2 separate regions of the Homo sapiens genome follow, and region 2 is linked to region 1. The links are chromatin contacts, found by Hi-C or POLR2A ChIA-PET in ENCODE. All regions are on one chromosome and are shown on one strand. Each heading gives the region's core, a stretch centred on a gene start or an enhancer-like site at or near the end of the contact. The rest is flanking DNA. Distances are from core to core; before and after follow the strand shown.

Region 1 (2,764 bases), core at 97-2,596:
ATGCTACTACCTCTTTCAACATTTGCACGATGTTAACTAAACACAAAATATTTTTAGTGTGTGAATTAAAATGCCTCTTTTACTGATGGCTTCAGATGTTTCCTTGTAAGATACCATGTCAAGAACTGGTTTATAAATTATCTGTCCTTCCAGAACGCACTGACATCACGCTTCCTAATAGCTTGGTATGATGACTGCTGTCAAAATCGCCTGCATGGAACCATCCCTGACCTGGACTAACAGCATGTATTAGCGTGACAGAGACTAAAAAGCTAAGAACCGCCGTGCGATGGCCGGCTTTGGGCACCGGGGGTGGGGGCTACGCTACGCGTGAAGGGCCTCAGTCCTCGGGCTTTAGTTCAGGAAGAAAATGAAAGCTGGAGGTCTCGTGGGCGGGACTGGAGGCGGCCAGATAGGCAAGAACCCGCAACAGGAGTAGGGACATTTTTTCTTCAAATTCCAATCCCATCCAGCGATAGACAGGCGCGTGGGTCTCCCTCCTCCACGACCACCACACAATGGCACACACTTTTGCTGGAAACTGAAATCGAAGTCTCTGAGGCAGGCTGGGGCCCAGGCCGGCAGCGGGGAGGGGCAGGGTCCAGCCACCTCGGCGTGGCCTTGGCGAGCGCTCCGGGGTCAGAGGCCGTCGTTCTCGCCGCGCTCCACAGCGCGTCACCCGCTGCCCTAGCGACCCCCGGGCGACCCCGGCATCGCCTGGCTGCGCCGTCCCGGCGGGCCGGCCCTCTCCACGCCCTCTCCTGGGGTTTGCGGTGGGCACAGCTCCCTCCAGACTGGGTCTCTCCACTAGCCTCCTCCCCAACTGCAACGTGGGAACCAGAGCTATCCGAGTCACGAGCCCCAAGTGCACACAAAGCCCCCAACGGGGCCACGGCGCCTCCACGCCTCGCTACCTCCAGCTCCAGGAGCGCAGAACGCAGCGCCCTGGGTCACCGCGTCTGCCCTGCGGAGCAGCCCCACTGAGGGGAAGCCTCGGGCAGGAGGTGAGACCCCGCGCACGCAAGCACCCCCGCCCCAAGCAGGGCCCTCTGCCCGAGGGAGACTCTCACCTCAAATAAACGGGCGCTGCCGCCTCCAGGGGGAGGACAGCGGGCGGAGAATACTCACGCTGGGCCCAGCCGCGCGGGGACTTCGCTGGGAACCACGCGCGGGCTCCCGCCGGGGAGCGGAGCCCCAGCCTGCAGTCCTGCGCCCGCCCCAGCACCGCCTCCTCGGAAGGGAGGCCTCTACCGTCCGGCGGCGGACCTGCAGCCGCCGCGGGAGACGCTGCCCCGCCCCCCGGCCCCGCCCTTCGGCCCATCCCCGCCCCGCTGGCCTCCTTTTCCCCTGCCCCCTCCCTCCGCTCCTCAACGCCCGCCGGGTGCAATCTGCTCTCTCCGGGAGACGAACGCGAAGCGACGTGGAAACCCTTCCACCAAAATGAGCTGTGATATCCTTTTGATGGCTATAATTTATTCCAAATCGTCCCTGGACTGAAACGATCAATTAGCAGCCCGAAACGCACTGTGAAGTAAATTGTCACACTCTCTATTACAGGATGGTTATCATATATTTATAAGGTGTGTTTTCTGCAATCAGAACCAACAAGGTGTTGAGCGATCAGTCATAAACGCACTTCTTCAAAAAGAGAGGGAGAGAAGCTCAGCATTGTGTGGCGGGGGAATAATCCTCATGACAGTTCTCTCCCCACCCAGTGATGTTTTGTCTTGGCACCTGGGAAGTGCAGTGAGGGCTGGAGCTCTGGACGGACTCTCTTCGCCACGCGTGCCCCTGGAAGCAGGGTCCCTGTGAACTACGGAGAGACCCCAGAGGAGAGATTTCCTTATTGTGTAAACACAAATCAGTCGTAAGGGCCGCTCCCTCTGTCTTTCTCTGTCTTCTCTTGTATCCACGAAAATAATATCTTACTCTTTGCTTCTAAGCTTCTAATAGAATGTTTGCATCCTACACTTAATGATAAGTATTTTTTCTTCTTCCTCAGGTCTCAAGGTGTTGACCTCCTCTCTTGTTATTTAATTGATGATGTTCGGTAGAAATTATGTCTGGGTGATATGAAGTTTACCCACAGAGAGAACCCTGCTTTCTGAATTGAAATCCTCAGCAGAACTCTTCCATCATTCATAAATGAGATAGCCCAAAGTTCTAAGAAAGTAATAAGAAAGGGCGATTTAGGCCAGGCGCCGTGGCTCACGCCTGTAATCCCAGCACTTTGGGAGGCCAAGGCGGGCGGATCACTTGAGGTCAGGAGTTCAAGACCAGCCTGGTCAACATGGTGAAACCCCGTCTCTACTAAAAATATAAAAGAGTAGCCGGGCATGGTGGTGCATGCCTGTGATCCCAGATATTCGGGAGGCTGGGGCAGGAGAATCTCTTGAGCGGGGGAGATGGAGGTTGCAGTGAGCTGAGATCATGCCACTGCACTGCACTCCAGCCTGGGTGACAGAGTGAGACTCTGTCTCAAAAAAAAAAAAAAAAAAAAAAATACTGATTCAGCCTGGTAGCTATTTTGACTGGACCAGGCCATGGAGACATTGTTATTTTCCTTCTCAGTGGTCAGGAATATACATCTGGAACTTCTGAGTTTTTCCCCTTACAAACTTTCATCAGATAGTCATCCATGAACCACCTATCAATCATTTTTTAGAAGGGTTCTAGTTTGCATCCAAGTGATATTCCTTTTGCCTGAAAAACATAGCTTTAGAGCCTAGACTACTGGTTATTGATTGTGAAAAAAATTTAGCAG
Region 2 (2,764 bases), core at 164-2,663, 110 kb after region 1:
GATTTCAAGACTTAGTATTGTTAAGATGGCAAAATTCCCCCAAAGTGATCCCAGATTCAACTCTATCCCTATCAAAATTCTAAAGGCCTTTTTGCAGGATTGTAAAAGCTTATCCTCAAACTCATATGGAACTGAACGAGTCCCTGAACAACAAAAACAGTACCGAGAAAGAAAAAGAAGGAGTACTCACACTCCCTGATTTCAGAACACTGATTACAAAACTATAGTAATCAATGTGGCAGTAGAAGCAGGGTAGACATACAGATCAATGGAATAGATTTAAGAGTCCAGAAATAAGCCCAATCGTCTATGGCCAATTCATTTCCAACAAAGTGCCAAGACCATTCAATGGGGAAAAGAACAGTCTTCTCAACAAATGGTACTGGGACAACTGGATAACCACGTGCAAAAGAATGAAGTTGGAAGCCTGTCTCACACCAGGTACAGAAACTAAATCAAAATGGACCAACAATCTGAATATAAAAGCTAAATTTGTAAAGCTCTCAGAAGGCATGGGTTGGATCCTCATGACTCTTGATTTGGCAATGGATTCTTTGACATCAAAAGCACGAACAGCAAAAAACAAAACAAACAAAAAACAGAAATTGAACTTTATCAAAATAAAAATCCTTTGTTTATCAACAGGTATTATTGAATATATTTGAAATATATTAATATCCAGAACACATAAAAAACTCAACAACAAAAAGACAACCTAATTTTTTAAATGAGCAAAGGACGTGAACAGATATTTCTCAAAAAAAGATATATAAATGACCAAGCCCATAAAAAGACGTTCAACATCGTGGTCATTAAAGAAATGCAAATCAATACTACAATAATACCACTTCATAACCATTAGAATAGCTTTAATAAACAAACGAAAAAACCAAAACTAACAATTACTGACATTGATGTAGAGAAACAGAGACCCTCATACACTGCTGGTGGGATAATAAGTATGGATAATAAGTTTGGCAGTTCCTAAAAGAGTTGAGCTAGATTACCATATGATCCAGCTATTCAATGCCTAGATATACATCCAGGAGAAATGTAAACTCATGTCCACAGAAAAACTTGTACACATATGTTTATAGCACTGTATTCATAAAAGTGAAATAGTAAAAATAACTCAAATATTCATTAAGGAATAATATGTAAATTGCGGTATATCCATACAATAGAATATTATTTAGCCACATAAAGAAATGAAGCACATGCTACAACTTGCCAAGTAAAAGAAGCCAGACACAAAAAGTCACATATTCTATGGTTTCTTTCATATGAAATATCCAGAACAGGCAAATATATAGAGACAGAAAGTAAAGGTTACTTTACCAGGTGATGGAAGGGGGCAAATAGAAAGTGATTACGTAATGAATACGCAGTGTTTTTATGGGGTGATGAAACACTTTAGAAACTAGAGAGCTAGTGGTTGCACAACAGTGTAAATACAGTAGTCCCTCATCTACAGTTTTACTTTTCACAGTTTCAGTTACCTGAAGTCAACCACAGTCCAAAAATATTAAATGGAAAATTCAGAAATAAGCAAGTTACAGGTTTTAAATTGCTATTCTACGGAGCTTGATGACATCTTGCACCATCCCACTCAGAGGGATATAAATAATCCCTTTGTCCAGTGTATATGTTCTCCACCCATTAGTCACTTAGTAATCATCTTGGTTATCAGATTGACTGTCATGATATTGCAGTACTTTTGTTCAAGAACCTTTATTTCACTTAATAATGGTCCCAAAGCACAAAAGTAGTGATACTGGCAATTCAGATATGTCAAAGAGAAGCTGTAAGCCGTTTCCTTTACATAAAAAGGTGAAAGTTCTCAATAAGAAGAGAAAAAAAATGCTAAGGTTGCTAAGATCTACGTAAGAACAAATCTTCTACTCGCTGAATTGGTAAGAAGGAAAAAGAAATTTGTGCAAGTTTTCCTGTTGCACCTCAAGCTGCAAAAGTTATGAACGTGGTGCATTTTAAGAGCTTAGGTAAAACAGAAAAGGCATTAAATGTATGGGTGAAAGACATGAACAGAAACGTGTCTGACTGACAGCAATAAGGTTTGGTACGACCTGCAGTTTCAGACATCCTCTGGCAGTCTTCAAATGTACACTCTATGGATAAAGAGGGACTACTGTTCACTAAATACCAATGAATTGTACACTAAAAATGGTTAATCGTATGTAATGTGAATTTTACCTCTGTTTAAAGAAAGCCAATCATAAAATGTCCCATGTCCTGACGACACCCAATCTAGGACACATTTCCACTTCCTTAGACCCTCTCCAAACTACTCAACCAAAGCCCAAATCCTGTAATAGGTTCCTTCTAATATCCTCTTAGTAAGACACCCTAAAGCTCCCTTTAGTGTGTGATCTCCCTCATTGCAACAAGTAAAAAATGTGCTCAACTACAGGTGTTCTTGCTAGTCTTTTTGGATGGAGGACATTGACAAGACTAACAATTTCTCAACAGAAACAGAAGGCAGAGAAAACAAAGGAGTAACATCCTCATTAAAAGAAAATAACTGCCAACTCAGAATCCTAAACAAGAATCATCCAAAAGTGAGGGTGAAATACAGAACATGACCAGACAACAAAAATGAAGAGAATTTCTCACTACAGACCTACACTAAAGGGTACAATAGAAAGTGTTCTTCAAAAACAGAAAATGGTCACAGATGAAGAAATGAAGATGGAGGAAAGAATAAAAAGCGATACAAGTGGTAAATATGTAGGTAAATCTATATAGC

What was found. Hi-C counts contacts between places; a loop is a spot of excess contacts on that map. ChIA-PET counts read pairs that join two places held with the same protein, here RNA polymerase II (POLR2A). Pooled maps may share reads with other maps.
Region 2: a map of MCF 10A shows a loop between it and region 1 (5-fold over the local background). The contact joins the enhancer-like site here to the promoter of LINC01763 in region 1. A Hi-C loop is called at or near these places in 9 of 168 maps with a recorded cell type or tissue (Caco-2, IMR-90, MCF 10A and 6 more), 12 of 37 single-sample maps with no recorded cell type and 22 of 50 pooled maps. POLR2A ChIA-PET finds 5 or more read pairs at or near these places in 3 of 52 experiments (GM12878, H1 and PC-9).

What each region holds. Positions count from the first base shown.
Region 1 is chr1:90,850,413-90,853,176 of GRCh38, forward strand. It overlaps LINC01763 (long intergenic non-protein coding RNA 1763), which reads left to right and starts at 1,347. Exons shown (of 2, transcript NR_146610.1): 1 at 1,347-1,867. It overlaps LINC02609 (long intergenic non-protein coding RNA 2609), which reads right to left and starts at 1,226. Exons shown (of 3, transcript NR_135038.1): 1 at 1,071-1,226. RefSeq lists an enhancer at 271-771 and silencers at 555-674, 965-1,364.
Region 2 is chr1:90,958,363-90,961,126 of GRCh38, forward strand. All of the region lies in intron 2 of ZNF644 (zinc finger protein 644), which reads right to left. Among named protein-coding and RNA genes, the nearest start is that of ZNF644, 62 kb to the right of the region's middle. Within about 2 kb of position 1,414, at least 2 of the 41 ENCODE cell types and tissues checked have a DNase peak (open chromatin) inside an H3K27ac peak, as active enhancers do.